Regions from separate parts of the Homo sapiens genome. Here region 1 is linked to region 2. A link is a contact called in ENCODE Hi-C data. All regions are on one chromosome and are shown on one strand. Each heading gives the region's core, a stretch centred on a gene start or an enhancer-like site at or near the end of the contact. The rest is flanking DNA. Distances are from core to core; before and after follow the strand shown.

Region 1 (4,690 bases), core at 839-3,338, 1.3 Mb after region 2:
TTGTAGTGAAATTCACAATGGCATACCCTAGTGCGGGTCTGTTTTTATATATTGTGCTGGGCATTGGAAAGCCATGGCTTTCAGTTTCACTAATGATTTCCTCTGCTGTTTCTTCTGTTCTCTTTATGGCATGCTTATTATTCAGATCTGAGGCCTTTTGTTCTGGTCTTTTCTTTCCTACTTTCCAGCTGTTCTTTTTGTACTACTTTGTGGGAGATTTCCTCAACTTCATCTTCTCACCCTTCTATTGAGTTTTTAATTTCTATTTTCAGGACTTATTTTCTGAATATTCTTTTTTTCTTAGATGGAGAAAAACCTTACAATTTCAAAACCTGAGGATATTAGTGGCAGTTCCTTAAAAATGTTTTCTTCTCCCTTCACAGTCCCACTTTGCTCCATTTTGGGTTGTGGGTTTTGATTCTACCTTTCACCCTAGAGGCATTCCTCAAATGGCTGGTGATCCTTGCCTGTCTGCACATATTGAAGAGGGGGACAATAAGCTGACTGGAAGCAACCGGCTCATAGGAGTAGGATTTGTTGACTCTGGCATTCCTGAAACTGCTGCTTCCCTGGAGACCCCCAATATCAGCTGCCAAATTTTGCACAGAATCTTCTCATCTCCTGGCTGGAAGCATAAGCCTGGCTACCAGCATTCAGACAGCCAAGTAGGGGAAAGTGCTAAGCATTAAATATTCTGAATACAGGCTGGGCACAGTGGCTCACACCTGGAATCCCAGCACTTTAGGAGGCCGAGGCGGGTGGATCACCTGTGGCCAGGAGTTCGAGACTAGCCTGGCCAACATGGCGAAACCCCGTCGCTACTAAAAATATGAAAAAATTAGCCGGGCGTGGAGGCACGCGCCTGTAGTCCCAGCTACTCAGGAGGTTGAGGCAGGAGAATTGCTTGAATCCAGGAGGTGGTGCATGCCTGTAGTCCTAGCTACTTGGGAGGCTGAGGCATGAGAATCAAGTGATTCTTGCACCTGGGAGGCAGAAGTTGCAGTGAGCTGAGATCACACCACTGAACCACCGCAGCCTGTCTTAAAAAATAAAAATAAAGAAGTAACATTTTTGGGAACTGGTGTGCCTGGAAACCTTTTTATTCCACCTACCCTTACACTAATTGAGGCTGGAGATAACATTCCCTTGGAATTTTAAAGATATTGATCTACTTTCTTCTCATATCTGATGTTATTTGAGGCATTCAGATTCTCAGTCCTTTGTATGAAACTTTTAAAATTTTTTCTAGTTCAGGTATTCCTTGTAGTGAAATTCACAATGGCATACCCTAGTGCGGGTCTGTTTTTATATATTGTGCTGGGCACTGGAAAGCCATGGCTTTCAGTTTCATTGGTGATTTCCTCTGCTGTTTCTTCTGTTCTCTTTATGGCATGCTTATTATTCAGATCTGAGGCCTTTTGTTCTGGTCTTTTCTTTCCTACTTTCTGCAGTGAGTCAAGATTGTGCCACAGCACTCCAGCGTGGCAACAGAGCGAGACTCCGTCTAAAAAAAAAAAAAAAAAAATTAGCTGGGCGTGATGGCAGGCGCCTGCAATCCCAGCTACTTAGGAGGCTGAGGCAGGAGAATCGCTTGAACCTGGGAGGTGTAAGTTGCAGTGAGCCGAGATCATGCCATTGCACTCCAGCCTGGGCGACAAGAGCGAAACTCTGTCTCAGTAAATAAATAATAAATAAGATTCTGAGTATAAACTTACATATCACCCTTTGTATCAGTCAAGGTCCAAGGGGATTGCCTTACAAATGGATACATAAAACTTTACAGGATACCCTAGGGTTAAGGGAAAGTACCCAAGGAAGGATCAAACTCTTAGATAGGGATGTCCCTCCCCAAGTTTGGGTTTCAGATCTTGCAGAGGTGTGGCTGCAGCCCACTGTATGGCAGGGACATTTGCTGGATTGCGCTGGGTGACAGCTGAGTCAGTCACCAAGGAACTTTCCTTTGAGGTACATTCAGGCTGCCACTGGCAAGCAGGGAATCATGGCCAGGACGGGCAAGAAGGAAACACACCATTGGGGTACACATGGGCTGAGGCTGGCACACTCCTCCAGAGTACAAGAGGACAGAAAACTGCAGCCACAAGCAGGGAGTGCCTCTCCAGGCTATGTGTGAGCTGAGGCTGAAGGACAGGCTCAGAGGGAGCCACCTGCCAGCTAGCGAGGTAGTCACAGGGCCAAGGCCAGAGCTGAAAGCTGGCTAACTGACTGCATACTCGGGTCACAGCTGGGGCTGAGCCATGCCTGACAACAGGATGGTAATAAGCAGCCAGGGGAAGCATGCCAGACCTGAGAAAAGTAGCCCCTTTCTCTTGTACTGACAAAGCTCAACTGTACAAAGCTTATGCTGACCATGCTAAGGAGAAATGCCTAGAGGGTCCTGCTGAATTATCAGAGCAGGCTATTGTGTTAGTTTGCTAGGGCTGCTGTTAAGTACCACAGACTGGGTGGGTTAAACAGCAGAAATGTATTGTCTTATGGTTCTGGAGGCTACAAGTCCAAAATTAAGGTGTTGGCAGAATGGATTCCCTCTAAGGTCTGTGAGGGAAAGAGCTGTTCAAGGCCCCTTTCCTTAGCCTGTAGATGCCATCTCTGCTAATCATCTCCCCTCTATGCATTCCCTTTAAGTTATATTGGATTAAGTTATATTGGAAAATGACTGCATTTTAACCTGATTACCTCTGCAGTCATGAGGTCCAGTCCCCAGGAGGAAAGACCTTGCAACAACCCAGTACCGACTACAATTCCCCAGTCCTGCCCTCAAAAGAATGATGGCCATTTATTCAGGTTACTGAACAATGGACAAAAGGGAACACCCAAATATTTTGAAGGCTGTTGGATACAGGGTCTAAGCTGACGTTGTACCTAGAAACCTAAAGCATCATCATAGGGGCCGCAGATGGAGGTATGGTTCTATTTAGGTAACATATAGTGCTCACATTAAAGCAGCACATGCTCTGTGGATCCCTCTGCTGGTCATTTCCGTGTCTCTGATGTCTAACTAGAATTGACACACTTGGTAACTGGCATGATCACTACATTACATCTTTGGCCTGTTGGATACAGGTTATCCTGTATAGTGACAAAGGCCAAACAGAAGTCTCAAGCTGCTGTGCCTGCCCTTCCCGTAGACATAGACAGGGGTATCAGCAAAGGATGTGAGGATCTTGTGTGACATGTTAATGCCTACCAGACAGTATCTACTAGGGAAGAGGAATTTAACCAATGGTTGACATCAGCCAGTCTGTCATCCGCCAGTCTGTCATCCATCGCTGCAGTGCTGGTATCGTGAGCACAGGAATGGTGTGGCCAGTGGGAGATGAAAGCTATGCACGTCCAGTAGCAACGGCTCCCACTTACAAAGGCTGATCCAATTACGTCTGCTGCCTAACGTCCTACCAGCAATATTGAGTTCAACTGTCCCTTGAAGAAACCAACTAGCAACTTGGTGGTAAGTTGAGTACATAGAGTCTCCTATCCCAGGAGGGCCTGCAATTTGTTCTAACAGAAAAATGTGAGTTTGCCTTTCTTGACGACAGAGCCTCAAGCAGCCACTGAGAGTTTTGTATGATCCACCAGCATGGGATCCCCAGTAGACTGACTGCACTACTGCACTCCAGCCTGGGTGACAGAGCAAGACCCCATCTTTTAAAAAAGCTGACCAGCCACAGGGGCTCACACCTGTAATGCCAGCACTTTGAGAGGCCGAAGGGAGTGGATCACTTGAGCTCAGGAGTTTGAGACCCGGCTGGGCAACATGGTGAAACTATCTGTACAAAAATTAGCCAGGCATGGTGGCACATGCCTGTAGTACCAGCTACTAGGGAACCTGAGGCAGGAGGACAGCTTGAGCCTGGGGGACAGACAGGTAGCAGTGAGACAAGATCACACCACTGTATTCCAGCCTGGGCAACGGAGCCAGACCCTCTCTCAAGAAAAATTTAAAAAGCATCGGGCCAGGCACGGTGGCTCACGCCTGTAATCCCAGCACTTCAGGAGGCCAAGGCAGGTGGATCACCTCAGGTCGGGAGTTCAAAACCTGCCTGACCAACATGGAGAAACCCCGTCTCTACTAAAAAATACAAAATCAGCTGCGCGTGGTGGTGCATGCCTAAAATACCAGCTACTCGGGAGGCTGAGGGGAGAATCGCTTGAACCCAGGAGGCAGAGGTTGCGGTGAGCCAAGATTGCGCCATTGCACTCCAGCCTGGGCAACAAGAGGGAAACTACATCTCAAAAAAAAAAAAAAAAAAAAAAGCATTGGAGGCTGGGCACAGTGGCTCACGCCTATAATCGCAGCATTTTGGGAGGTCAAGATGAGTGAATCACCTGAGCTCAGGAGTTCAAAACTAGCTTGGACAACATGGCAAAACCCCATTTCTACCAAAAATCCAAAAAAAAAAAAAAAAAAAATTAGCCAGACGTAGTAGCGCATGCCTGTGATCCCAGCTACTCGGGAAGCTGAGGTAGGAGAATCACCTGGGCTGGGAAGACAGAGGTTGCAGTGCACTGAGATCGCACCACTGCACCACTGCACTCCAGCCTGGGTGACAGCAAGACCCTGTCTCAAAAAAAAAAAAAAAAGAAAAGAAAAAAGAGAGACCCTGTCTCAATTAAAAAAAAAAAAAATCAAGTTCTCTGGCCATCAGTTATGATACTGTATTAATTATCCATC
Region 2 (4,361 bases), core at 544-3,043:
GAATCCTGGTGTGAGAAATTCATCTAGAACAATACAGTTCTCCTGTGACCTGAAGAAGGTGCCTTCTCTGCTTTCCACCAGTACTTCTGGTGGGACAACAAACTAAGTCACCAAGGAAAGGTGCTATGTATGCAAAGCTTGGTGGCAATTAAGGGCTCAGTGAGGCAGTTGCATGCAAAGCCCTGCCCCAGGTCCATCTCTGAGTCCAGCTCTGCTCAGAAGCTGTGGCCAATGACTTCTCCTTAAGCCTGGCCAAGTATCACAGAAGCCATTGTTCTTTTCCCACAAGCCCTCCAAAGACAACAAGCAAATGAGTCCTGGATTCGGCTTCTTCTGGGTTCTGAGAATGAGAGTGCAGAGGTGTTTGCTGTAACCACTATTTGGGGAGTCAGGACTTCCTGAGGCAGGCAGCAAATACCCACAGCTTTTACACTCCTACTCCTCAGGAAATCCAGCCTGAGAGAAAACTGAAAAAACCCTCGCCGTGTGCAGGTCATTGGTCTATTTTTATTCTACATGTCGTTGCTTGGTGCACATGTGTCGGTCCCATTGTTCACCTGTGAGAATTTCAACCCAACGTGTGTTTGGGAAGATGTTCTCAGCATTTCCAGTGTGGACATGCCAGTGAGTTGCTGGCAGAGTTCAGAAAGTAATAAGCCATCTGTGTGTGAGGTCCCAGATTGGACAACTTTTGAGAGAAACTGGTGATTCTGCCAGTGCGCTGTAAGACAGAAGCATGTCCTTTTTGTTTTTGCAATATTTCAGTAGACTAGATCTTTCTCCCACGTGGCCGCAAACCATTGGCTGAGTTGTGAACACATTTTTCCAGAAGTATTTACAGTTGCTGGGTACCAGGCTCCATGCTCAAGGCACCATCTCCGGAAGAGCCCTGAGCAAAAGAAACAAGCAGAGAAAATCGACCTAAAAGGACAAAGCACATTCACAGATCTTGGGAAGTTGTGCCCCATGCAAAGCAGAGGCGAGCGGCTCCTCTTTGCTGAGGATGCCTCCAAACCACCGGTGCACAGAAGTGGCTCGCAGACCCAGGCTGCTCAAATTTTGGTAGCTCAGCTTAGGAAAGCAAGTGTTAGGAAGTGAAGTAGGACCAGCTGGACGAATTCTCTGAATTTATTTTCCATCATCAGTTATTTCGGAGTGCCAAGAAAAAAATGTGCATTAAAACCTCTGAGATTACATCTCCTATAGGTACATATGGCCCAATGGGCACGCACTTCCTGCATGCCATAGAGACAGGCCACCAGCAGAGGAGGCCGCAGGCTCGGACAGAGAGCTGGGGCTGTGCGAGGGGAAAGAAATGCCTGTTTGTGTCAAGCTGGGCCAGAGCTCGCTGGAGGATGCAGTTGATCAGAAAACTATTTGGCTTGGACCCCACTTGACGAATTGACAGAGCCTTATGTCCACAATGAAGTCACATCCAACAAAAAGTGCCTTGGCAATTAACAGAGATTACAAAACCAGAGGAAGAAAACTGCAGGGCGGGAAGGGGGAGCAGGTACCAGGAAGCTCTGCTTTCTGGGAGACAGTGCCAAGGCCCATGGAGCTTGTGTCGGCTTTTAAAAGCCCCTTCCTAGGTCTTTTCTTCGTTTCAGGCTGCCCCTTGGTCATTCTGCAGATGAAATTGTAGACTGAGGAAGGCGCAGTGAGCCTGTGGGCTGGCAGTCCCTCTGACTTCCCTCAGCGAGCTGTTGGCTCCAAGAAGGAGTCAGGAGCTGGACCCATTTGTTGCCCAGAAGGGGGACTGTGGAGGCCAGGCTGAGATCTTCTCCAGGCAGCAGAGCCTTCCCAAGGCTGAGGACCCATGAGATGTGACAGCTCACGAAAATTAAATGTGACTGCAGCACAGTGCCGGCATTATCTGGCCCCAGCGGGCAGCCGGCGGCTTCTACTGCCCTTGGGTCTAGTGGCAGCGCCAGAGGGACAGCAGGACTGGAATATGCTCTGACAGACGCCCATTTAGGAAGGTGCCTGCCCATCCGCTTATCAAACAGCAAGCAGCCCCTTATCACTCCAAACACAGCTCAAATGAGGCCCTGCCTCTTAGCCTGCAGGCAGCCTCAGAGATTGATTGGACGCTTGCTAGGAAGAGAGCCTGGCTTCTGCTAAGGAAAAAATGGGTGATTCCTTGGTACAGACTAGGGCTTTTTATTTCCTCCTCCCAGAACAGGTTGGGTGGCTGCGCCTTCCTCTGTGGGACTGGGCGGCGTGGGCAGAGCTGTCCCTGATGGGCAGGCTCAATGCCAATTACAGACCACACAGAGTGGCACAGTGGTCATCACCCCTCTACCTGTTCAGCCAGACCCTGCCCACCCCAGCCAGGCCAGAGAGAAGCCAAGGCCCTGGCTGCCTGCATCCACAGCGTTCCCTGGTCTGGCTTTGTTGGGAAGCCCTGGAGCCACCACGGAGCACAAAGCACCTGCAGTCACCCAGCCCACCTCCCACCTCCCGCTCACTGCAGGATGGGGCTAGACTCGCTGCAGGCTGAGCCCTTTTTTGCAGAAGCAATGTGATGGAGAGAATAATCATTTTTTCACCAGTCATAAAAATGATCCGTGGCCCAGGAGAAATCAGAGCGGGCCTGGTAAGCATCTAGCAGTGGCTTAATCAGAAATTCAATATTCTCTACCTTTCCTTTGTATTCACGATCAGAGCAGCTCTCCTAACAGTGCCGATGTCAAGTTCACGGGCTTTACCTGCAGCCGTGTGCTAAGCCTGGTGATGAGGGTGCGGGCCCCGGTGTCTGATTTATCGACATTTGGGTGTCGATGCTGTGGCCGGCCTTCCATCTTCTGGGGAGTCTCCTCTGCTGTCTCGTGTCCCCACAGAGAGATGGAGTCCATCCCTGCAGGCCTGAAGCAAAGCCCCCAGCAGCGGCGACAACCTCTGATTTCCTCTGTGTCATTGGCAAGCCTGCTAGTTTCCTACCTGCTTTTCTACCTCTTTATATATCATCCTGGTCTTCTAAATAAATCTGGGTTGTCTTTAAGGTGCTTATAAGCAAATGAAAGACAGATCTAAGGGAAAGAGCATTAGATTTCCTGCCTTCCTTTTCTTATTCACATTTTTTTTAAGACAGGTTTCCCATTTGCTCCCTGGGCTGCCAAGGGCATAATGTACAGAAGATAAAATATGGCAGCACACTCTTCTTTCTCCTCTCTGTATCAGCACCCCGGGGCTCCTGTTTCAGAGGATATGTTCTTTAAAATCATTGGCCCTGATCGCACACCCTCCCCAGGGAATTTACAGTTCTCCCTCCTCCTTATTCCAGGCTTGCAGCCAGAAGATGGGGTTCACCACACTCCCCTTTGTCCTTATCTCCAGATAGCTGTGACCTCTCACACATGTGGGTACGGCAACCCTAAGACCCCAGTTAAATGTCTAGAAAGGCCCCATCCATTGCGAGAGAACCACTCCTCCCCGACCCTCTTACTCCACAAGGCCAGTACTGTGGCCCCTACTGTAAACTCTCAAATCCTGGGTGCCTCACCTGCTCTTCTGGGCTTTGGAGGGGAGTCACCAGTGTCTCACGGGCAGTCCCTTTTAACTGGTGAGCTTGCTGAAAACAGAGGCCTCACACCTCCTGGACCAGGACAGGGATCCACAGGAGGCGAGGTAGAGTGGCCAGGAAAGCCACAGGGAAGTCAAAGGAGGCAAAATACAAGTGCCTGTGTGCACAGGGCTCTGCCCACGGAGCTTCGAGCCACATTCGCAACTTACTGAGAAATGCCCGTGGGATTGTTCACCAGCCATTTAACTAACCTGTATGTACCCGGTGGGAGCTTTAGTAGGGAAATTTCAGCTGGAGATGCACATGTTCCTTCCTGGCTCTAGGTGCTGCCATGGCCTGGACCCTGTGCCCACCCTGGGTTGGGAGTGTCTGGTGTGTTCCCTCACCTACCCTCCCCGGGATCCCGTGAGCCAGGGGTGATGCAGCTGTTTAGCAGATGTGGAAGCAGATTAACTGGTGAGGGTGGGAATTCACCTTCCACCTTGCTGAAGTTTGGTTTCATTTAATATTCTCACCATCAGCCAGTTCCTGGGGTGAGCTCCACGCAGCTCTCTGAAGAAGGGGCAAGAGGAACATTAGGCTGACAGAGACAGGGGGTGAGAAGTCCACCTGCTATGTTCCGGACTATTCTAACACCCAGCCCCACAGCCCACCCCCAGCCCATGTACCCACTGACTCTTGTTCCTCTGCGGTGGCCTGTGCTGGGCCCATCTGAAAGGAGAACTTCGCTCTCCTGGTGCCTCCATCCCTGTGCTCCTCCTGGGAGATGGAGAATACCACCTCTCCAGGCCAAGATCCCCCTGTTTATTTCATCCCTTCAAGGAGGGGTGATGAG

Evidence for each region. A loop is a pair of places that touch in the nucleus more often than their neighbours do. Pooled maps may share reads with other maps.
Region 1: a loop to region 2 is called in a pooled map, with 5 times the contacts of the local background. The contact joins two enhancer-like sites. A Hi-C loop is called at or near these places in 3 of 37 single-sample maps with no recorded cell type and 3 of 50 pooled maps.

What each region holds. Positions count from the first base shown.
Region 1 is chr10:32,002,187-32,006,876 of GRCh38, forward strand. The region is part of intron 2 of LOC107984219 (a long non-coding RNA gene); the gene reads left to right. Among named protein-coding and RNA genes, the nearest start is that of KIF5B, 52 kb to the right of the region's middle. RefSeq lists an enhancer at 492-1,307. Within about 2 kb of position 2,089, at least 7 of the 41 ENCODE cell types and tissues checked have a DNase peak (open chromatin) inside an H3K27ac peak, as active enhancers do.
Region 2 is chr10:30,750,783-30,755,143 of GRCh38, forward strand. No RefSeq gene overlaps it. Among named protein-coding and RNA genes, the nearest start is that of LINC02644, 30 kb to the left of the region's middle. RefSeq lists an enhancer at 534-593 and silencers at 1,328-1,377, 3,952-4,051. Within about 2 kb of position 1,794, at least 5 of the 41 ENCODE cell types and tissues checked have a DNase peak (open chromatin) inside an H3K27ac peak, as active enhancers do.